Linked DNA regions of Homo sapiens: region 2 is linked to region 1. Evidence: chromatin contacts called from ENCODE Hi-C or POLR2A ChIA-PET data. All regions are on one chromosome and are shown on one strand. The core of a region is the stretch at or near the end of the contact, and the rest is flanking DNA. Distances in the headings are between cores, read along the strand shown.

Region 1 (5,895 bases), core at 1,363-3,862:
GGCTGCGCAGCGCCAGCGTCCCAGGGCTGCCCGGTGCGCCCGAGGTGGGGATGTGCATGTGGCAAGCCATGGCGGCCGCGGCAGCGCTGGCCAGAGACGACGAGCTGGGGTAGCCCGACAGCAGTTTGTCTGTCCCGGGAAATGCCGTATGGGTCCGCAAGTGGCTCAGCAGCTCTTCGGACGTGGCGAAGCGCTTGTCGCACGGCCCGTTGGCCGACACCCAGTTGCAGATGTGGGGGAGTGGGTCGTTAGGGAGCATAAAGCCGTAGGGGTAGAGGGGGTGGCCGGCCAGGGAGGGCGGTGTGGCGCCAGCAGCCGCGGCGGCCGTTAGCGAGGAGTGCACACCGTGCAGCGGGTGCGTGGGGTACACCAGCGGGTATCCGGACTTCAGCGCCGCAGCCGCAGCAGCCGGATCATGTGCGCAAGAAGCGCTGGCGGCCGCCGCCCCTGCCAGGTGGCTAGCGCAGTGGTAGCTGAGGCAGTAAGGGTCCCGGCACAAACTGGCTGTCATCACGGACGGCGGAGACGCTCCGGCCAAAGGGCTGGAGCCGGCCGGCTTACTGCAGCCCAGAGACCCGGCCGCGGCCGCCGCCAGCTGCGCCCCCACCAGGCTGCCCGGCTTGGTGGGGTCAAGTGCCACGCCGTGTGGCAGGAACTGGGGCGGGTAGCCGGCGTAGGCCCCGGCCAGGCTGCCTGGGTAGGTCATACCCGCGGGAGGCAGAGGGAACACTGTCTGGCCCGGCTTGTAGGGTGACACGGGAGCCACCAGCCCAGAGCCCAACACTGAGGAGGAGGTGGGCGCGCTGGGGCCGGAGCCGGAGCTGGAGCCCGATGAACCGCCGCAGTCCGAGCCCAGAGCCTTGCCTCCCGGGCCCCCATCCGGATGCTGGTTCACATCCACATTAATCCCGCCGCCGCAGCTAATCCGGCCGTGTGCCAGCCCCGTGGGTCCCCCTTCGGCCGAGGCGCCCCCGGTGCCCTTGCCACCGCCGCCCACGTCGGTGTCTTTCTTGTCGTCCTTGCCCTCCGGGGCACCCCCGGCCGAGGACAGCATACCTCCCGGCGAGCAGGCCGAGGCGCTGGAGCTCGGGCTGCCTGTCCTGGGCGTGAATGGCTGGCAGGTGGCGCTCGGTACCCGGAATCCCGACTTCTCCGACGAAACACCCCCGCCGCCGCCCCCGCCACCGCCACCGCCTCCACCGCCGCCTCCCGGCTCCTTCTTATCCGAGCCGGGTTTGGAGTACGGCTTGAAACTCGACTTGTCCTCCACGCCGATGTCGCTCAGCTTCAGGGGGCCCGATTTGGTGTCCTTGTCGCCCGCAGCACCGCCGCCGGCACCGCCCGCGCCGCCCCCGTTGGAGGCAACCGAGGAGAGTTTGGAGGAGGGCGAGGGGTCGGGCTTCCCGATCTGCGAACATGTTTGCGCCAACAGCGCCAGCGGGCTCTTCTTGGCATCGAGCTGCGGGGTCAGACGATGGGGGGGGAGCGTCACACAGAGAAAGAAGTGGAAACCCTTTAGAATCCTGGCTTCTGGGGTTCAAATGCCTCTCCGCAACAGCCCACGAAGATCCTCCCAGCCCCAAGGCGCAATTCTAGGCGGCACCCCCTCTTCAACACCCACTCACAAACATTCTCGCCGTTGGGAAAGGCAGCAGATTGCTCCCCCCGCCCAACCACCACCCCCAGCAGCATCTTTCCTGCCCTCTCTGAGCGCTAACTAGATTTTTAAAGAGCAAAATGTTTTGGTTTTCGGTTCCTAGACCCAGAACTGTACCCCCTCCCCACAAACACTCCTTAATTCTTCAGAGTAAGGGCTCGGGCGGCTGGCGCCTCAGAGGCTGTGTGCACACACTGGCTTCTGCGGATACGAAGGACGGCGACTTTGGAACCGTATTTCAGACCTCCGCCTGCCTTCGGTGCCGAGTGAAGGGGCCTGGGTCGGGGTAGGGGCTTTCATATCGAAAGGAGAAACAAGTATTGGCAGCCTTGCTCCCTAGCATGCACGCCCCATTCCACTTCCTCCCCCTTTTCCGCCCTAGTTTTGAGGTACGGAAGCAGTAGCCTCTTCCCCCATTCGGGAGCTGAATCACTCCGACCCCCCCACCTCCGCCCAGATCCCGAGAAAAAGAAAGCCCTAGGGTGGCAGCCAGGGTAGTGGTCCCAGTGCGATCCAGAGAGAGGGTCCTTACCTCGATGGGGCTGACCGGCGTGGAAGGCAGGGGCTGCAGGTACTCGGGGTGCAAAATGTGGCCAGTTCGTGCCGTCAGCATCTTCAGCACCTTGATTGGCAGGCGGTTGGCCTGGCGCAGGGGGTCAGAGGGGGGCACGGCGTGCACAAAAGGCTTGGTGCTGCCGGCCGGGGACGAGCCTGGGCCGGGGCCGGAGCTATTTCCAGAGAGCGCGCTGGTCCAGGCAGGGTCTGCACCGCCGCCTCCGCCTCCGCCGCCGCCGCCGCCGCTGTGCTTACTGCTTCTTAGGGCAGAAAGCGAGGGCGCTGTGCTCATGACCCACCCGCGCGCATGGGAGCAGCGGGGGGGAGGGCTCCGGGAGGCGCGGGGCGGGCTCGGGGCTGCGCGCTCGCCCCGGGAGCAGGAGCAGCGGGAGGAGGAGGAGCTGGCGCGGCGGCCACGGGCGCCCAGCGCGCCTTCTCGGCGCCTGGAGCCAGACGCGAGTAATCCTGGGTGGCCCGCAGCGGAGCCGTGGCCGGGCTAGAGGAGCCGGCTGGACTGCGGGAGTGCCGGGCGGCTCGCGGTGTCCGCCTCGGGCTGCTCCCCTGCGCTGCGTTCTCGCGGCCCCGCGCCGGCGCTGCGCTCTGCGATGCGAGCCGCTGCGTGTCCAGCCGGGGCTCTGGCGAGGAAACTCACTTCAAAAGCAGCTGCACCAAGGGGGAGATTAAAGCCTTTGCCGCCTTCCAATCAAATGGGAGCCCGAGGTGATTGGAGGGTCAAGGGGATGTGACGCGTCCCGCGCCGCCGCCGCCGCCGCTGCCAGGACTCTCAGTGCCGGTTTTAATGGGCAGCTCCCTCTTCGCCGCCCCCCTGTGTGTCCCCTCCCTCGATTTCGCTGGGAGGACGAGATGGACATTTATTCTACGTTTGCCATCCGCCGCCTCCCTCTTTTTTCCTCCTCGTCGTTCTTCCTTTCCCCAGCTCGAAAATAAACTGAAACCTTCTTTTGAAGGGGGGTGCGCGTGAGGAACAGACTGCGGGGGGTGTCCAGAAGGAGCACCGGTGGGAGTGTGGACACCGGCCGGACTGTCAACTCCAGGGGCGAAGGGAACCTGCACACCCAGTGTTTTTTCCTTCGCAGTAATCGAGATCCCGCGCGGCGCAGCGCAGCCACCAGGGTAAGAAGGCAAGGTGGGGAGCCGGAGCTGGAAGAAGCCCGCCCGCCCGCTCTAATTTCCTCAGATTCCGCGGCGGAGAAACCAGAAGCTAGATGGGCAGTCGCAGCGGCGGCGGCTCAACACCGCGAGGAGCGCTGGGCTCTCCGCCCTTCCCGGCCACGTGACGCCCGGGGACGCGTAGATTGGGGCAGCAGCGGGGGTCACATGTTTCCTCTGTTTCACCCTCAGTCTGTCCCCCAACCCCCCATTCTTACTCTCCCACCCTGTTTTCCTCCCTCCCCCCCTTCTTTGGGCATCTCCACCCCTCCATCAATTGTCAATGTTCCTCGACCGCAATCAATCAGTTATTTGTCAGCTCTTGTCAATCCTCCCGTGATTTATGTCAGCTTTTGTTGCTGATTACAAGGCGGGTGCGACTTGAAGGGAAAAAGAGAGAGGGAGAGAGAGACGGAGAGGAAGGAGGAGATTGAGAGGGAACTGGAGGAGGGGAAAAGAGGAGCGGCCTCCTGGGATGGGGGTGGGGTGGGGGCTCTAAGAAAAAGAATGAAAGAGGCGCACGGTGTCAGGAAAATGAATAGCGAGAGTAAAGTGCGCAGGTGCGCCCAGGGCGCCGAGAGGGGCGCGCAGGCCTGGAGTGTGCGCCTGCCCTCTCGGTGTCGGAGAGACGCCCTTCCACCTCTGGGAGCCTCGGTCTGTTGGGGTCGCGGAGTTCGGGCGCGGCTCCGGGTACCCGAGACCAGCGGCGGCAACTTCTAACACGGGAGATTTCCCGCCACCCCACCCCGCCGCCGCGAGTCCTCGCGGGGCGTGTTGCGTGCGGAGGTCAGGCTGCCACCCTCTGTAGTTCCCTAACCCCAAACTCGGAGACTTCTAAGAGCCACACCACCAAGGAACTTCTAGTCCTGGAGGTCAATGGTGGGGCAAACCTCGCCTCAATTCTTTGACCCCCTCGGGTCGTAAGCAGGGCTAAGAGGCTGCGAAGAAGAGGCCTGGCCATGGGTGTATGGGGGAAGAAACATCTCAGGCTCACTCATGCCCCCTCCCCGACCTTCTCCCACCTGCCGCCATCCCCGCAGGCTGGGGAGCCAGGGTAACTCGGGGCTGCTCTCTCGAATTTATTGGAACGCCGAGTCGGAATGAGCTGCGCTAGGAGAGCCGAGGGAAGGAGCGAGAGAGGGAGGGGGCGGCTGCCTGTGGGAACGCGGGTTCTTCCAGGGAAGCGGAGCGGGACTGCCGCGTTCCCCTCGATTTGCACCGTCACTCGGGTTGTTTGGGAAGAAAAGGGGAGGCGCTGTGCGTGCCACCGGGTACCTGGACCTGGATGCCCAGTGTGTATGCATGCCTGTGGCGCTGCGTGAGTTATCGGGGCTCTGATAGCGTCCGGAGCGGGTTCGAGGGTCTCCTCCAGGAACTCGCAGAAATTAGAGGGGGTGGGGAGGAGGACACACCCCCTTCCTCGGAACGACTTAGAAGACTTTGAATCTCCCCTCCTCCGCTTTTCCGCCCCGGCTCTTCTTTTGTTGTCAAGTCCTTTTGATAAATGGTGGGGCTGGGAGCTCTGGGAGTCGGGAGCCAGTCTGTGCCCGCGTGGGGGGCGGGGGCCGAGCCTGGAGACCCGGTTTCGACCGGCGCGCACCTGGGGCTGAGCCGGGTGCGCGCGGGGGTCGGGTCTGGAACTGCCCTTGGTATGCTCGCCCTCTCCTCTTGGCCCATCTCACTCCCCTCCCCCACCTGACTCCCCTCCCCGGCTTCTTTCTCTGTCTCCCACTCCGCACGGGTACCGAGAACTTTCCGGGGTGAGTTTTAGAATTTGCTCCTAGGCATTCTTTTTCTGCGTTTGGATTTTATCCCTTGATTCTTTGGGTTGGTAAACTTTATGAAATGGTAACTTGACTGAAGCTCATTTGGAGAGAAGAGGGGAGTGAGGCGGTGTGTGCTTGGGGCTGGTGTTTGTCAGTGTGAGCGTGTAAGAGCACACCTGCATTCAAGGGGGTTTGTAGTGTCCGTGCGACATCTGAGGGAGGTGAGTCGGCGAGCGGGTGGCGAGGCCCCACGCTGAGGGAGGCGGTTGTCTGGTCTCCGGGGAGCAAGTCCCAGGTGCGCGTTTCGGAGGGCGGGACAGTCCTACGCTGTCTCTGCGGGGCAGCGCGTCTGTGAAGCACTCTTATCCTTCGGGTGTGTCCATGTGTGCCTGGTTACTGAGTGCGCGGCCGTCTAGGTGTCGACCCAACCAATGGTAGTGCTCCTAACGCCGCGAGCCCACCTTTGGGCCGCTATCGCCGCGGCCTCCCCGCGAGGCCCGGGCACTGAAATTCTGGGGCCTGCGACAGGGCCGGGGGGGACGCAGCCAAGGGCGTCCCTCCCCAGCCTCCAGACTCAGCTCTTCCCCCTCTCCTCTAATTCCAGCAGCTTATTACGCCGGCGGCTCAGGGGAGGCAGCCTCAGCACCTGAAGCCTGGGGGGGCCGTGGAGTGGCTCCTGCGTCCCCCGGTGTGGCCACACACGCTCGTGGGGCTGCGCTGTGCTGCGTGGGTGCGGGTCGTGGTCAG
Region 2 (6,097 bases), core at 654-3,153, 1.2 Mb after region 1:
GAGGAGAGGCTACATTCTGGGGAGTAATTGGCCAAATTAGAAAAGTACCTAGCATGTGGAAGAGAAGTCATGCAGAAAGTGATATTCCTAGGAGCCTATACTTGTAGTGACATTTTATTTCAATGTCAACTCTGAGGTTGACAGAATCTTCTTGTCTGTGAGGACAAAAAGGGAGAGTTCTTCCCTTCTGGAGCTTCATCCACTTTCTGCTGCCCATTGGATCTATGATTATCTTGCATGTCTGCTTTTCAGCACCTGTGTTTCCCTGCTATGCTAAGTGTGCCACCTGTAATGATGTGTGTCTTTTTATTTGCAGGTGTCCTGGGGAAGTGTCGCTACGTTTACTATGGGAAAAACTCAGAGGGCAACAGGTTTATCCGAGATGACCAGCTCTGAAGCCAACTTCTGTATACCTTCACCCATTTCATGAAAATAAAATCAAAAGGGAAATCAAAAATAAAGAAAACGCTAAAGAAAAAACAATAGCCCACATTGCCTCTCTTTGGGAAAAGCTATGACTTCAGCTTTTGGTACCTTCCGCTGACTTTGCCAGGCCTGTCAAGATGATCCTTCTGCCTTAGACTGAGTGGTCACATAGAGATTGACATGATTGCCCTTAAGCAGGTCTCATCCACCAGGGTGACAGACAGCGGTGGCAAAGCAACAGGGCTGACAGCATGAACACCATGATAGATTGCCTGGTCCTGCCACTGCTCACAGGGGAGCAGAGGTCACACCTGGGGCCTCCCTGGACATGCTCAGTGGCTGCAGTCAAGTGAGAAAGACTGTCCTCAGCTCGCCTATTGAATTGAAATCCCTCTGATACCATCGTGCTGTGGGCTTATTTTTAGTGAAATAGTCACAGTTTAGGGGATGGCCATTCTCCCTCACTCCTTTTAAATCTTAACGTCCTGTATTCTGCATATACATAGCTCCCGTCTCTTCCCCTCCACCTTCCTTTAGCATCGATTTTATGACAGGTGGTGCATTTCAGTTTGCAGTTTTTCGGAGAACAAGGTATAACTTCCCAGCCAGGTCATACATTTATGGCTGGCTTCATGTTGCTACAATCCCTTTATTGGCGTAAATAGCTTTCCCTAAATCCCTGACTACAAAAGCGTGGACTTTTATCTTGTTTCATTCAACTCTAAATCCACTTCTTGCCCTGAATATGATGCAGTGTAAGGCATAAGGCATCTTTCTCAGCATGAGGGTTTGGTTGCACCAGGGACTCTTATTTATTAATTTATTTTTAACCGTACACACTTCCAGTGATGCCTGTGGCCATACTTGTGCGTGGGGCTGGCTTGCTCCTTTGGGTGCTATTTAAAGGGAGTGAGGTGATGAAAGATAGAGTGAAGGGTCAGGAGGTTAAAAAACAAAATTAAGACTGTTGAAAACACCCACCAGACCAAAGAGTTTTTATAGAAGGCACAAACCTTTTGGATTTTGCATCTTTGTCATGACCTCTCAGAAATCAAATCCACAGGTTGTGAGACAGTGCTCTGTCTTCCTGTATGCTTGGCTGTGCACTAGCACTAATGTCACAAGGAACATAAGTGTGATCATTGCTAGTTGGGTGACTCAAAGTTTATCTAACTTGCTGGTGCACCAGTCAAATCACTCTAGAAGATGTTCAAAAGGTTGATTGATTGTTCTTGACACGATAGTGTTTATTTTTCTGCTTCTTCCATTTAGACCAAGTGTTCATTGTCCTCCCAGTATTAGGTCAGTTTGATGACAGCAAAACCTGAAAGAGAATCCCTCCAAGTTATAGATACTGAGGGACTAGGAGCTGCTATTGTAAAACTATGGGGACTCAGAATCCCTAAGCTGCCCAAGGAGAACCTACTTTCTCAGCTCTAGCCCGTTTACATAGCCTCTGGCCCACTGAGTCAACACAGGCCTTGAATGACATGTATTGAGGCTGGCAGGAGTCCCTGTTTGAGATTACACAACCTTTGTTAATCAGTTCTTTAGACAAGTTAACATTAAAATCCTCAAAACCATGAAAAATTGGAGAATGTTGAATGTTTGCATTTATCTCTCAAATCCATTAGTAACTGGATTTGAGTACCTTTTCTCTGTTTGATCTACAAAACAGCACTGGAAAAATGCTTTAAATTATCTGCATTTGGTCCCACCCTGGGTCATTGTTTAGAAGCATCAACACATGTTTTCTCCCTGGCATAATATGGGCAGCCAGAATTCTGTGCAAGGGCAGCTAGACGAGTCAGATGTCATATCCAATCTAGCCACACATATATCCTTGTCTTTATAAAAGGCTTTAACCCTGCCTCAAACAATAAAAAAGCACTTGTGAACTGACCACAGAATTTTTCCATCTTTATTTTTCTTACTTGTTTACTTTTTTTAATGTCAGAACCATTTGTATCATGCGCAGGAATGTCTCCCTCAATGTGAGCTTTGGAGGCAAAACATATTTTTGGAGTGAGTTATTGACCACATTGTTTCCCTCTCTTTGGGTTGTTTATTTTCTTCCAGAATGGTGTAATAACTTTAATTAAGATTAGCTTTAATTATAAATTACCTAAAGGCCATCACTAAGGTATATTCATCTTATTGATAGAATTATAGTCAGCTTTGTTTCTCTTAAGCAGGGATAGTGATAATGAAGTGCTGGGTTGGTTACAGTTCCACTGTGTGTTAACCAAAATTTGCTGTGCTAGAGCTAGACTTTGGTCTGAATTGGCAGAGGTAGAACCCATGTTGCATGTTTATCCTAAATCTGTAGGAATTTCCCAAACCTTGTTTTTCAAAGTTGAGAAGTAGAAAGTAATAAATTCAATCAGGGCCCAGACATGTTTTGTACCCCCTTTACCCTTTGGTCTTTCTTCCTTTTATCCTATTCCACTGAGCTTGTTCTTTGGGGATTGTGGTGCCTGACATCACTGTCTTTCCTCCCCTAGGACACTGACTTGAGTGGAGAGACCTCGGCAATTCAAGGCTGTCCTGCAGCTCTCTGTTGCCTCAGCAATGTCAGGACGACTGTCTCTTTCCTAAGTAACATAATTTTAAAGAACAATTTGTTCCTCAGGGAATAATGTCTTGGATTGTGGGGAATCCTATTAAAAGTACAACTATTGCAGTCATTTGCTTTTACTTTTACCAGCCTCACTCATAAACCCTCCATCTGTTTGTTGCTTTAAATAGAAGCACATTATAAGAGATTATCACTTGATCAGGCTGCATGTCTGAGTGTTGTGTGTTTTCACATACTCATGTATACTAAGGAATAAAAGAAAGCAAACCACAGATTCTGGATGAAAGGATTTTTCATTTGTTTGTGTGTGTGTGTGTGTGTGTGTGCATGTGTGTGTTTCCAGCGGAGATGTATCTTGTACATTTTCAAGGGAAAAATGTCTTTCTTGCTGTTTTCAAGAAATAACCTGGCTGTCTTTCTTCTTTTCTTTGTTAACATGCAGACCAAAAACAATCCACAGGACCCTTTTCATCAAAACAATAATGGTGTTTAGTACTTGCTACTTGCAAGGGCAGCCTAAATCAGGTCTGTGTGGCTGCAACACAGGTAATGCCCAGCGTGGACACAATAGTACCCATTGAGACTCTTCCCTGCTGTCCATCATTGTAGCTGATCCAATGTGACCTTTGACCACTTGCTTCTTCCGGTTCTGTTTCCAGGAAGAAACCTTCACTGAAGAAGGGCGCTACCATTACTCGATTCTCTCTAAGTTGTTCAAATACCATGCAGGAAACTGACTGTTATGAGTAAGACCTGGAAAGGAAAATGACACCAGAGAAGCACAAAGAATGTTGATTACCTGTTTATATGACAACTGGACCATCGGCTTGTGGTACAGTGTTGTGTATTACTTCTTCTAATGCATCAGCAACCCCTCAAATGACCCAAAGAACATTGAAAGCCACAACCACTGTTCAAAATATTGTCTTCCTACAAGTCTACCTGAAATTTCCCAGCATTGGGAGTTCCCATCCTTTGGGTAATTATAATGCTAAGTGTTAATTTGTCACTTTGTGGTTGGGATAGGTCATAAATTGTGTTATTTGTGCATATTATCATATAAGCACATGCTAATTCTTCTAGAGTATCTTGGAATGTGGCCCAGAGAACAACCAACCTGGGACAAGGGAATTTTGCTAAGAAACAGTAGGGGAAATTCTAAGTATGGAATGTGTATGGGGGAGAGTTGCTATAGTAGGAATGATATAAATGGCAATAAATGGGATTATGCCAAGAGACAGAATGCAGCAGAATTAAAATGTGGCATCTTCATGGATAGGAGTAAGTTGAGAAGGAAAGGGAAAAGATAGTTTTCTGCCAGTTAAAAGGTTTGCTGATATTCAGCACTACAGTGATGTTTAGGGATATTTTATCCTCAAAATTGAGTCATCTTTCATGTAAATGAGTGTCCACCAATTTAATGTTTTACAAGATTTTCTGCCCAACACAATGAAACAGTGTGGAAAAGATGGTTCATGGAGCACTGTGGGAACAAATGATCGTGGTGGCTGCATATGGACAGAGATGACTGTGGCTGGTACCTAATATTCTACAAACTCAGCATCCTAAGGCAAGTGCCTCAGCTCTGGAGTGGCTAAAAAATACAAGGTAAACTTATGATCTGGGCAGTCATATGAAAGAGAAAATAGTTCTGTGGTCATGGGAAGTCTTCGTATATTCATCAAGTTCAGAGGTAGATGGACACCTTGACAAGATAACATAAAAAAAACAAAAATATTTAAAGAAAAAGACGAGTGCCTGTATATGGGGCAGAAGATGCTGGCAATAGGATTTAACTGTTATTGGCATGCAGGCAGCGAATGAGAACTTAGCTCATAGGAAGTGTGAATAACATCTTAGTTCAAGTGGATTACCTGGATTAACATGCAGAATATTCTAGAAATAATGTTTATATTTTGTCACATCAATTACTTTAAGTCAACTTTTCCTTCTTTGTATTGGAATAGTTCTCTCAATGTTATAAATAGGAATGAATTTTAAAACTCTGGGATAATTTCCTTTAGACAGGAACTTTCCAATTTAGGTGTTTGTGATGAGAGGGAAAAAGTCCTGCCAGTGGGCTTAAGCACAATATTTAGGCTATTCTAGTTACAGAGTATCAAAGTAGGTAAGAACTAATGTATATTATTTATTTACAAAGGCTAAATTTAATAAATCATAGTCTAAATCATAATAATTAAGTGCTACTATAAAAGAAATTTCCCTTGAAGCGAGATAGAAATAAAATTTAACACCCAGGTAGAGTATGGTGTTTTAATTTTTATGTTATTACTATTTAAAGTAATCTTTTATGAAAAAATGTACTCTGACTTCCACCCCACATTCAGTTTTTCAGGCTGTGCTTATGATAGAAACAGCGTTTGGGGGCAAAATATAACTTAATTAGAATAATAACAATGACAGCTACGAAGTCTTCTAAAATTTTTAACTAATTACTTGGGTTATTAGACAAAGAGAGAGAGAGAGAGAGAATGTGTATGAGAGAGTTTAGGATCTGAGTAGAGAATTCCTATTACTGACATACGTTTTCTAAGTTTTGCATGGACTCCAAAATAGGTCAGTAATTATCCCATTACCATGTTACATAGAAAAATGCATCTATTTCATACCTGATTAATTAATATCTACTTTGTGTCCTCCTTTCCTATGAATTGCTGATCTACATTTTATGACATCAGTCATAAAGTGCTCAGGCTGTGGTGTGACAGTGTCATGATGTTTTTGTTTTTACCCTTCTTGGCCTTTTAAACACAGGATCATTGTTCAGAGGGTCACTTAGAGCAATTTTGTTTTAATTAAGAGAGATCTTTGATGCTCAAAGAAAAACAGATTACATGAGTTATCTCCAAAAGTTACTGTATGAAACCAGGTTTCATTTATAGACTGTCCATATTCCCCTATATTTTTACATTCATACACAATAGCCATATTTCCTTATTTACATAGAAAGGTTGTCTTCCCCAAAATAACTCTGTTTTCTACAGGGCTATAGCACAACATTCATATTCTGTAGCCACATTGGCTACATTCTCAAACACAATAAATGTCCAAATGCCTCCAGTTAGAACACTT

The links. A loop is a pair of places that touch in the nucleus more often than their neighbours do. ChIA-PET counts read pairs that join two places held with the same protein, here RNA polymerase II (POLR2A). Pooled maps may share reads with other maps.
Region 2: a map of heart right ventricle shows a loop between it and region 1 (4-fold over the local background). The contact joins the enhancer-like site here to the promoter of ZNF503-AS2 in region 1. A Hi-C loop is called at or near these places in 63 of 168 maps with a recorded cell type or tissue (A673, CD14-positive monocyte, Caco-2 and 37 more), 25 of 37 single-sample maps with no recorded cell type and 45 of 50 pooled maps. POLR2A ChIA-PET finds 5 or more read pairs at or near these places in 5 of 52 experiments (AG04449, AG04450, BJ and 2 more).

The regions. Positions count from the first base shown.
Region 1 is chr10:75,398,916-75,404,810 of GRCh38, forward strand. ZNF503-AS2 (ZNF503 antisense RNA 2) reads left to right here and starts at 2,613. Exons shown (of 2, transcript NR_024421.1): 1 at 2,613-3,346. It overlaps ZNF503 (zinc finger protein 503), which reads right to left and starts at 2,849. Exons shown (of 2, transcript NM_032772.6): 1 at 2,190-2,849; 2 at 1-1,459. The coding sequence starts at 2,504. RefSeq lists enhancers at 1,851-2,351, 5,813-5,895, 5,891-5,895.
Region 2 is chr10:76,556,893-76,562,989 of GRCh38, forward strand. LRMDA (leucine rich melanocyte differentiation associated) reads left to right here. Exons shown (of 7, transcript NM_001305581.2): 7 at 317-3,276. The coding sequence ends at 396. Among named protein-coding and RNA genes, the nearest start is that of KCNMA1-AS1, 330 kb to the right of the region's middle. Within about 2 kb of position 1,904, at least 7 of the 41 ENCODE cell types and tissues checked have a DNase peak (open chromatin) inside an H3K27ac peak, as active enhancers do; they include IMR-90, ascending aorta, ovary and 1 more, where a contact is called at or near this core.